Regions from separate parts of the Homo sapiens genome. Here all the other regions are linked to region 3. Evidence: chromatin contacts called from ENCODE Hi-C or POLR2A ChIA-PET data. All regions are on one chromosome and are shown on one strand. The core of a region is the stretch at or near the end of the contact, and the rest is flanking DNA. Distances in the headings are between cores, read along the strand shown.

Region 1 (3,325 bases), core at 301-2,800, 1.8 Mb after region 3:
GACTGTTCCCAAACTCCTGGGCTCAAGCGATCCTCCCACCTCGGCCTCCTGAAGTGCTGGAATTATAGGTATGAGCCTTGGTTTTTCAATTCTGGGTCCATAAATTTATGAAGACCTTGGATACAATGTACACAGGAGAAGGCATCCTGTTGGTAAGGAGTTTCATAAAAAGGAAAAGAAAACGCATCAAGAAGCTGACGTAGGTAGCAAAGAGACAGGAAAAGAGAAGAGCTTTAAGGCCAGTGTTTGGAGATCAGACATTTCCCCTCAAAGGAGGACAGGCCTGGCTCAGGTCTTCAGAGGCATCAGGAATAGACCCTGGCCTCAGCTGATTCAGAGATGGTCAGAGCAAAGGACACCCCACAGGGCCTTCTCAGGGCTATGTTTGGAAGCAGCTCTTGTTACCCCAAGCCTGCCTAGCATCAAACACCCTTCCCTTTTATCCTCAACGTTTGTGGTCAAGTATTTGTCACTGCCCCGAGGATATTTAGGGCTGTACAGAGCAACATGTCCTTGTCATCAGGAGCAAGGACACACATGGAGCGGAATCTGACTGATGGGTACACATTGTGCTTTCTGCCCGCTTCTGCAACGGAAGATGCTGGAAATGTTCTGCTAGATCTCAACAGTGTGGGTGGCTGAAAGCAAACTCTGTCCACCACACAGACATAGTCTGAGAGCCCCCTAAGTGTGACTGCCCTGGGCCACCTGGATCCCCCTGCTGGGCTCTGAGCAGGGACATGACTGGTCTCTGTGCAGGCCGCAGGGCAGCTTAGTCCCTGTCACAGCCCCAGAATGATCGCCCCCACCAGGCCCAGGTCGGTCCTCCTGTAAGTCTCCTGGCAATACTGCTCTAAAATCCCACTTCCAGCCCAGTGCAGGGACTCACGCCTGTAATCTCAACACTCTGGGAGGCCGAGGTGGGAGGATCACTTGAGCCCGGGAGTTCGAGATCAGCTTGGGCAACATAGTGAGACACCCGTCTCTACAAAAAAAAAAAAAAAAAAAAAAAAATTAGGCGGGTGTGGTGGCATGCACCTGTGGTCCCAGCTACTTGGGAGGCTGAGGCAGGAGGCATTGCTTGAGCCCAGGAGTTGGAGGTTGTAGTGTGCTAGGATAGCGCCATTGCACTCCGGCTTGGGCGACAGAGCGAGGCTGTTTCTGAATGAATGAACGAATACATAAGTAAATAAGAAAATAGGTAATACATAAAATAAAATAAATAAAATAAAATAAAATAAAATAAAATAAAATAAAATAAAATAAATAAAATAAAATAAATAAAATAAAATAAATAAAATAAAATAAATAAAATAAAATAAATAAAATAAAATAAAATAAAATAAAATAAAATAAAATAAAATAAAATAAAATAAAATAAAATCGCACTTCCCAGCGGTTACACCCGGCCACGGAGGTCCCCAGGCTGGCTGCGAGGGCGCCGGGGAGGTCACTGTTACTCCAGCCCCGCAACCCGCGGCGGCCCTCGCACACTTCCGCCGGAAGTCAGCCCCTCAGGGGCGCCGTGCTGATGTCACGAGCCCGCAGGAAGTCTCGTATCGCGCCCGGGAGGCGCCGGAGCCCAGCGGCTGGCGGTAAGGCCGCCTCCGCGGGGCTGTGGGAAGCTTGGGCTGTCCCAGGACCGTCAGTCTCCTCCTCTGACCCTCCCTTTCCCCTTGTGTGTAGGGCCGCCGTCCCACCCCCACCTCGCCCGAGTCCGGGGCGGCCCCGGTGTCCCCTCCGAGCCTGCTGCACTCCACGTCCCCCTACCAGGGCTCCAGCCCCCAGGGAAATCTCCGACCAGGCCCGCCCAGGAGGTGCCTTGGATGGGGGTGGCTTCGGGAGGCCCTAATGGGGAGTGGCGGGGAGAGACCCAAGGCTACCGACTTGGCTTATTTCTTCCCAACTAGCTGTTTCTCACAAAGTCTTTATTATTATTGTATTTTGAGACGGGGTTTCGCTCTTGTTTCCCAGGCTGTAGTGCAGTGGCGCGATCTCGGCTTACTGCACCCTCCGCCTCCCGGATTCAAGCAATTCTGCCTCAGCCTCCCCAGTAGCTTGGATTACAGGCATGCGCCATCACGCCCAGCTAATTTTTTTTGTATTTAGTAGAGACGGATTTCACCATGTTGGTCAGGCTGGTCTCGAACTCCTGACCTCAGGTGTTCTACCCGCCTCGGCCTCCCAAAGTGCTGGGATTATAGGCGTGAGCCACCGCGCCCGGCCTCTTTTATTGTTTTTAGAGATGGGGTCCAGCTCTATGGCCCAGGCTGGAAGGCAGTGGCACGATCACAGCTCACTGCAGCCTCGACCTCCTGGGCTCAAGCCATCCTTCCACCTCAGCCTCCCAAGTAGCTGGGACCACAGGCGCGGGCCACCACGCCCCACTGATTTTTAAATTTTTATGTAGGGACAGTGATCTCACTGTGTTGCCCAGGCTGGTCTCGAACTCTTAACCTCAAGCTATCCTCCTGCCTGGGCCTCCCAAAGATTTGGGAGCAGGCCTAAGCAACTTAGTCTGGGCCATTTCTCCCAAAGTCTTACCCATTCATGCTGGGGGTGCTGAAAATCCCCTACTTCCAAATCCTTTTCCACAGGTATTCTGCCTTTGACTGCAACTCTTGTCGTCTTATGTGGGTGTTGAATTGATCTGTCTCTGCAGCCAGATCCAGGCTCCTGGAAGAACCATGTCCGGCAGCTACTGGTCATGCCAGGCACACACTGCTGCCCAAGAGGAGCTGCTGTTTGAATTATCTGTGAATGTTGGGAAGAGGAATGCCAGAGCTGCCGGCTGAAAATTACCCAACCAAGAGAAATGTAGGCTGGGTACCCTGAATCACCCCGTGAGAATTGCTGCTGTTTGTTTACTCTCACCTATCATGTCATGAATAGCTTCTTGTTTGGTTATCTCACTTGGCATTACAGCCCAGAATCTTATCTGCTAAGGTCAAAAGTGACCAGTTCCGGTATCTTTTTTGGTTTGTTTTTGAGACAGGGTCTCATGCTGTCGCCCAGGCTTGAACTCCTGTGCTCAAGCAATCCTCCCGCCTCAGCCTCCACAGGCATGCGCAACCACACTTGGCTAATTTTTGTATTTTTTGTAGAGATGGGGGTCTCGCTTTGTTGCCCAGGCTGGTCTTGAACTCCTGGGTTCAAGTGATCCTCCCACCTCAGCCTTCCAAAGTGCTGGGAGTACAGGCACGAGCCACTACGGCCGGCCAATTCCAGTACCTTTTTTTTCTTCTTTTTTTTTCTTAAACCGCTACACTATGGAAAAGAGTTCCAGTATCCAGTGTCTTTTCTTTTTTTTTTTTTGAAACGGAGT
Region 2 (2,908 bases), core at 26-2,525, 1.7 Mb before region 3:
ATCCTGCCCCTGCACTCCAGCCTGGGCGACAAGAGAGAAACCCTATCTTAAAAAAATAAAAATAAAGGCCACCCTGGCTGCTCGCAGGGGGCTGGACTGCCCCCACCACATGGCCCTGCAGAAATGAAGGCCTAGTCCCTGGGTGGTGGGAGGGCTGCTGGCAGAAAGTCCCGGCTCCCCATCCTTCAGGGATAGTGGCTGTGGGGAACGTGCTGGCTCTGAGGCATACTCCATTCCAGGACAGCCAGCAGCTGATGCATGATCAACGAGGGGTAAAAAGGCCCAGACTCAGCTCTGAGGGTCTCCCCACCCCATTTCCAGATTCCCTTCAGGGTTGTCTGAAGCCTTCACGGAGGCTGCCTCAAAGCTCAATATCCTTCCTGCCTAATTCTGTACTTTTCCCTTCCCCGGATGCCAGTCCTAAGAGAACCCCTTGACAGATCTCCTGCACAGTCTCCTCCCTCTCTGAGTCTGCTTCCTGGGGCACCCACCCCTCCACCCTCCGGCAGGAGAAGGGATCAGAGACAGTACAGAGTGGAGGAGGGGATGGGCTCTCTAAGTCAGATGGAGCGAGCTCACGGCCTGCACTGGGTGGTGACGGAAGAGACCCAGGCAAGGAGGGCGCCTGTCAGGGCTAAATCATGTCCCCACAAACGATGTTAAACCTCCAAAAGATCATGTCCTAACCCCCAATGCCTGCAAATGCCATCTTATTTGGAAACAGGGTCTTTGCAGATAATCAAGTCAAGATGAGGTTCTTAGGGTGGGCCCTAAACCAAGATGACTAGTGTCTTCATGAAAAGGGAAATTTGGACACAGACACACAGGAGAGCACACGTGAGGATGAAGGTGGAGATCAGAGGGATGCGTCTACAAGTCGAGGATCACTGCAGATTGTGGAGAACCACCGGGAGCTGGGGAGAGGCCTGGGGCAGGTTCTCTGCCCCCAGAAGGAACCAACCCTACCAACACCTTGATCTTGGACCTCTGGCCTCCAGCCCCATGAGGCCATACATTTCTGTTGTTTAAGTTGCCCTGTTTGTGGTACTTTGTCGTGGCAGGCCCAGCATACTAATATAGGACCCAAGAGGTAGCTGGGGAAAGATTGGGCAAACTGTGTGCATGGCATCATTACTCAGGTCAAAAATTTGAAATGAAGCTCAAACTTAAAAATATTGGTAAGTATGAAAAAAAAAGCATGATAAAAAAAAAAAAAAGAAAAGCTATTGCTGCTAAAGGAAGAAGGGTAGGGTTTCCCCACCTCCATCAGCTTGCAAAAATGAGGCTGGTGACGTGGCTGTGGGTCTCATTTCCTGCACGGCCTGTTGGGGTTTGTGTAGTTTCTGGGCACTCAGCTTGAGAGGCTGACCTCCCAAAGGCATTGGGAGCCTGCGGGAGCCAGCCAGGGGGAGCACAGCTGTGCAGCCATGCCTGTTTGTCCTGACCCTACAGCAGGACGCAGGCGCCCCACCACCCAGAACCCCAGAACCGGATGTAGGAGGTGGTGAGAGCTGCATTGGTTGATTTCCTATTTTCTTCCTTCCTATTTTTTTTTTTTTAATTTTTTAGAGCAAGGTCTTGCTCTGTTGCCCACGCTGGAGTGCAGTGGTTCAATCATAGCTCACTGCAGCCTCTACCTCCCGGGCTCAAGCAATCCTCCTGCCTTAGCCTCCTGAGTAGCTGAGACCACAGATGCATGCCACCATGCTCGGCTAATTTTTAATTTTTTTTTTTTTTTTTGTAGAAAAGGGGGGTCTTGCTATGTGGCTCAGGCTGGTCTCAAACTCTGAAGCTCAAGTGATCCTCCCACGTTGGCTGCCCAAAGTGTGGGGATTATAGGCGTGAGGCACCGCACCTGGCCTGATCTCCTATTTCAGTAATGTATCACCTCCTGTGCAAAGAAGGAAGATTGTTGCAAATTAAACATAAAAACATGAAAGCTTTTCAAGCTGGGTATCTAAGTAGCCTTTTCATTCCCACCAACTCCATGACAGATTCCTATATGTGTTGTGCATAACCATTATTAAAATAACAATATCGCCCTGTTGGAAGAATTCAGAATGTCACTAGAACATTCTAAAGATAAAGGCCAAAAAAAACCCAAACCCCCCCCCCACACACACAAAAAACACAACCAAGCTTTATCTTTGGAACAGAATAAGGTTAAAAAAAATTAAAATAATCACAAAGGTATGATTTAATCTTTACAATGTTATAAATATTAATATGAAAAAGACTTTATATTGGGAAACATTATTATACAGTATAACGCTAATTTTATGAAAATCAATTCATTTAGTGCTCATACATTTTTTACCTCTCTCTTTGGCTTTTGCTGACGATTTACGTCTTATCATTTTCTACTTCAACACCTACCACCTTGCACTGGGGTACAGTGCAGGATTTGGACATCACAATTTTTTCTTCAGTAATGCCCCAAGGTTTCCCACAGATAAGAGGAGAAGGTTGGCCAGGTGTGGTGGCTCATACCTGTAATGGCAGCACTTTGGAAGGCTGAGGTGGGAGGATCACTTGAGCCTGGGTGTTTGAAATCAGTCTGGGTAACATAATGAGACCTCATCTCTATTAAAATTAAAAAACTAGCCAGGCATGGTGGTGAACACCTATAGTCCCAGCTACTCGGGAGGCTGAGGCAGGAGGATCACTTGAGCCCAGGAGGTTGAGGCTGCAGTGAGCCATGATTGTACCACTGCACTCCAGTCTGGGCCCCAGAGCAAGATCCTATCTCAAAAACAGCAACAACAAAAGAATAGGATGTTGCCAAAATAGGACAAACAACTGAGCTGAACGTTGGATGTTTTTAATCATAAGCATGGCTTGATTTACATCACTCCCTTCAGAAATGCAAAGGCTTCAGACATCGAGCCAAAGGCAAAACCATTGCAGG
Region 3 (3,161 bases), core at 419-2,918:
CAAATCAACCCCCGGCTCCCCACCGTCGCCAATGGAGCCGAGGCTTAAGACATTTGCAAATTTACCACCGATTTCTAGAAATGTAAATAGTGGAGTTCATTTAAGATTTGTGCGCTTTGGTGTGGACGTTTTACCCTAGTAAACGTTAAACACTGGCAGTAGGCTTTCCATAGACTACCTGTCACCAGCTTTCCTTTGCCAGTCTTCAACCTGCGGCTCCAGGGGCACCCGCCGCACTCCACCGACTCCCATCCACCGCTCACCATCCACCGATTCCCATCTCTTCATTCTCTGCACCAGGTGCCCTCAGACATCACTGGGCGCCCTAGGGCATCTCAAAGCCATGTTTGGAACTCCTGCAGGAAGCCCTCCCTCCTCCTCCTCCTTCCTTCCATCCAGGGGTCTTCTCGGGGCTTATCCCTTCAAGGCCTAACCTTGACCCACCCTATCTACGCAACATTGATTCCCACCCCTACCCTATTCCCCAGAACCTTCAGCAGTGCCTAGCGCAGCTAGGACTCAATCATCGCTTGTCCACTTAATGAATGACTCTTGGCACAAATTTCCTCGTCCTTTTCTGCCCCAGACAGACACCCCACAAACATGAAGTTACCCTTGATTTTTCCACTTTCTTCCTCCTGCCTGCAAATTCCTCAATCACAGGTGGTGCAAATCCTACCTCTAAATGGTACTGAATCTGCCTACTTTCGGGGCAACCTCCCTTACCTGGACCACAACTGCACCAGCCTCCTTTCTCCCTCAGGAGCTTCCCAATCCATTATCTCCCCTGCGGCCAGAGATCAGTTTCCTCCTGGGGTGCATTTAAGCCATAGGAAGCAGATCGCTACCCTAGGCCCGTCCCTCCCCACCCCTTGGTCTGGACACCCTCTGGGCTCATCTTAGGCCGCAGTCGCCGAAGCCTTCCTCCTCCGGTTGGACCCCCAACCAGGTCAGGCTGTCATAGCGTTTATCATGACGCTGGCGTGTCGCCCTGTGTCCCTCGGCCGTCTGCAGGATGGCAAACTTATGGCCAGGGCCCAGCACATTTGGGCACCCAACACATCCGTTAGAATGAACAGAAACTTCCCCTCTCCGAGCCTGTGGCCTCATCTGTAAAACAGAGATCGCGAGATCCCATGAATACCGTGGGGATTGAATAAGGGATTTTTTCGTTTCAAGCAGCAGGAACAGCGCGGGATGGGTGCTCAATAAATGGGAGCTCAAAAAATCCCCAAAACTGCCCAGAGCCGCGGCTATTCCTTGCAAACTGCTGGACACTGCTGGGCTCAGCCCACAAGTGTCGGAGTTTGCATCAGATTTTCAGGTCGTACTTAGCAAAGGGACTCCCGCACGACAAAGCTGTTTACGAAACAGAAACCAGAACTGGGGCAGTGACACTTTGGGGCCAGCAATGCCCTCTCCCAAAGCCCCAGGCGCCCAATTTCCGCCGAAATGCTTTCCGGGGTCGAAGGGCGCCGGGGCTCCAGAGTGCCGAGGTTCCGGGGTCGCGCGATTCCGCAGCTCCCAGGCGCCGACCCGGACCCCCGGCCGCGGCACCTACGCCCCGCCCCAGTCGCTCCACGCCAAAGCCCATTGGTCGGCAACCTGTCCCTCCTGCTCATGTGATGCGGCACGTGACGCAGCCACGTAAGGCCGCTGCGCTCACGTGACGCGGTCCCGGAAGTTGACCGGGGTGCGGAGCTCCTGGGCTGCAGCTCCTGGAGTTTCCGAGGTTCGTGCGCGTCTGGTGGCGGCGGCGTGATGTTCTCGGCAGGAGCGGAGAGTTTGCTCCACCAGGCCAGGTACGGGGGAGCTGCGGCCCCGGCCCTCCTTCCTGCATCTCTCCCTAGGGGCACACGGGGGTGGGTCTCACAGGGCAGGGGCTTGGGCGCCAGCCTTGCAGGAACCCGACTGGACTCGCCCTCGAGACTTGGGGATCGGGTAAGGCAACACGGCGGCCAGGCTTGGGGTGAGGAGGTCGGGGAGGGTCATGGTGGGTCCCCGGAGGAGGTGACACTTGAGCAGAGTCTTGGTGAGTGAAAGCAAGTGGGGTGGGACCCAGTCGACAGTTTAGTCAAAGGCTTGGCGGTGAGAACTCCGCGTCTGGCAGGAAATCGGGCAGCCGGGAGATTTCAGTGCCTCACAGTCAAGAACGCAAAGTCACAGTGTCCGGAGGCCTGCTAAGGAATAAGGCTGTGTGCCAGGCTGGGGAGCTGGAGGCCATCCGAGGGCTTTGCGGAACCGTGGGAGGGTTTTGTGACTTAAAAAGATCTCTCTTGCGCGGATGTATTAGCTAGGCTGAGAAATCACCCTCCAGGCTGGTTTCAGGCTGTGTCTGGACTCCCAGTAACGAGTGAGTAGCTCCTTCCTCACCAACTAACCAGTCATGGGGGAAAACAGTGTAAGCCAGGACTGAACAGACTCACGGTCCACCAAACAGGCAAAGACTTCATACTACATGTTTAAAAGAAGAAAATGCTGACCGGGCGTGGTGGCTCACGCCTGTAATCCCACCACTTTGGGAGGCCAAGGCAGGCGGATCACCTGAGGTCAGGAGTTCGAGACCAGCGTGCCCAACATGAGGAAACCACGTCTCTACTGAAAATACAAAAAAAAAAAAAAAAAAAAAAATTAGCCGGGCGTGGTGGTGGGTGACTGTAATCCCAGCTACTCGGGAGGCTGAGGCAGGAGGATTGCTTGAACCTGTGAGGTGGAGGTTACAGTGAGCTGAGATGGCGCCACTGCACTCCAGGCTGGGGGACAGAGCGAAACTCCGTCTCAAAAGAAAAAAGAAAAAAAGTAAAGAAAATACAGCCAGCACTACAGCCCCTTGGTAAACGTAAACAAACTTGGTGAGGTGAGAGGCCGAAGCAGGAGAAGTGCATGAACCCAGGAGGCCGAGGGTGCAGTGAGCCAAGATCGCACCACTGGACTCCAGTCTGGGTGACAGAACGAGACTCCATGTCAAAACAAACAAGCAAACCTGGACTCAGAGCTAGACCAATTGGTGGGAAAGATTCGGGTGGTTGAAATTGCTGTGATTATAGTGAGTGAGGTCTTGAAGGCAGGTTAAGTTCTAAAGCCCGAACAGGACAAAAATCTCTGATCAAAATAACCCTTAAGAGTCCACTCATTAGGAAGAGGCTTGGTGAATATGCAGC

The links. A loop is a pair of places that touch in the nucleus more often than their neighbours do. ChIA-PET counts read pairs that join two places held with the same protein, here RNA polymerase II (POLR2A). Pooled maps may share reads with other maps.
Region 1: a pooled map shows a loop between it and region 3 (16-fold over the local background). The contact joins the promoter of ZDHHC4 here to the promoter of AP5Z1 in region 3. A Hi-C loop is called at or near these places in 1 of 37 single-sample maps with no recorded cell type and 4 of 50 pooled maps. POLR2A ChIA-PET finds 5 or more read pairs at or near these places in 1 of 52 experiments (CD4-positive, alpha-beta T cell).
Region 2: a pooled map shows a loop between it and region 3 (5-fold over the local background). The contact joins the enhancer-like site here to the promoter of AP5Z1 in region 3. A Hi-C loop is called at or near these places in 2 of 50 pooled maps. POLR2A ChIA-PET finds 5 or more read pairs at or near these places in 2 of 52 experiments (CD4-positive, alpha-beta T cell and activated B cell).

What each region holds. Positions count from the first base shown.
Region 1 is chr7:6,575,904-6,579,228 of GRCh38, forward strand. ZDHHC4 (zDHHC palmitoyltransferase 4) reads left to right here and starts at 1,551. Exons shown (of 8, transcript NM_001134389.2): 1 at 1,551-1,595; 2 at 2,663-2,817. RefSeq lists a silencer at 1,571-1,900 and an enhancer at 2,179-2,794.
Region 2 is chr7:3,091,321-3,094,228 of GRCh38, forward strand. It overlaps LOC105375130 (a long non-coding RNA gene), which reads right to left. Exons shown (of 2, transcript XR_007060191.1): 2 at 2,806-2,908. Among named protein-coding and RNA genes, the nearest start is that of CARD11, 49 kb to the left of the region's middle. Within about 2 kb of position 1,276, at least 9 of the 41 ENCODE cell types and tissues checked have a DNase peak (open chromatin) inside an H3K27ac peak, as active enhancers do; they include CD4-positive, alpha-beta T cell, where a contact is called at or near this core.
Region 3 is chr7:4,773,955-4,777,115 of GRCh38, forward strand. AP5Z1 (adaptor related protein complex 5 subunit zeta 1) reads left to right here and starts at 1,669. Exons shown (of 17, transcript NM_014855.3): 1 at 1,669-1,802. The coding sequence starts at 1,762. RefSeq lists enhancers at 411-1,087, 1,088-1,764, 1,138-1,187, 1,228-1,317, 1,748-1,817 and 2 more and a silencer at 1,498-1,627.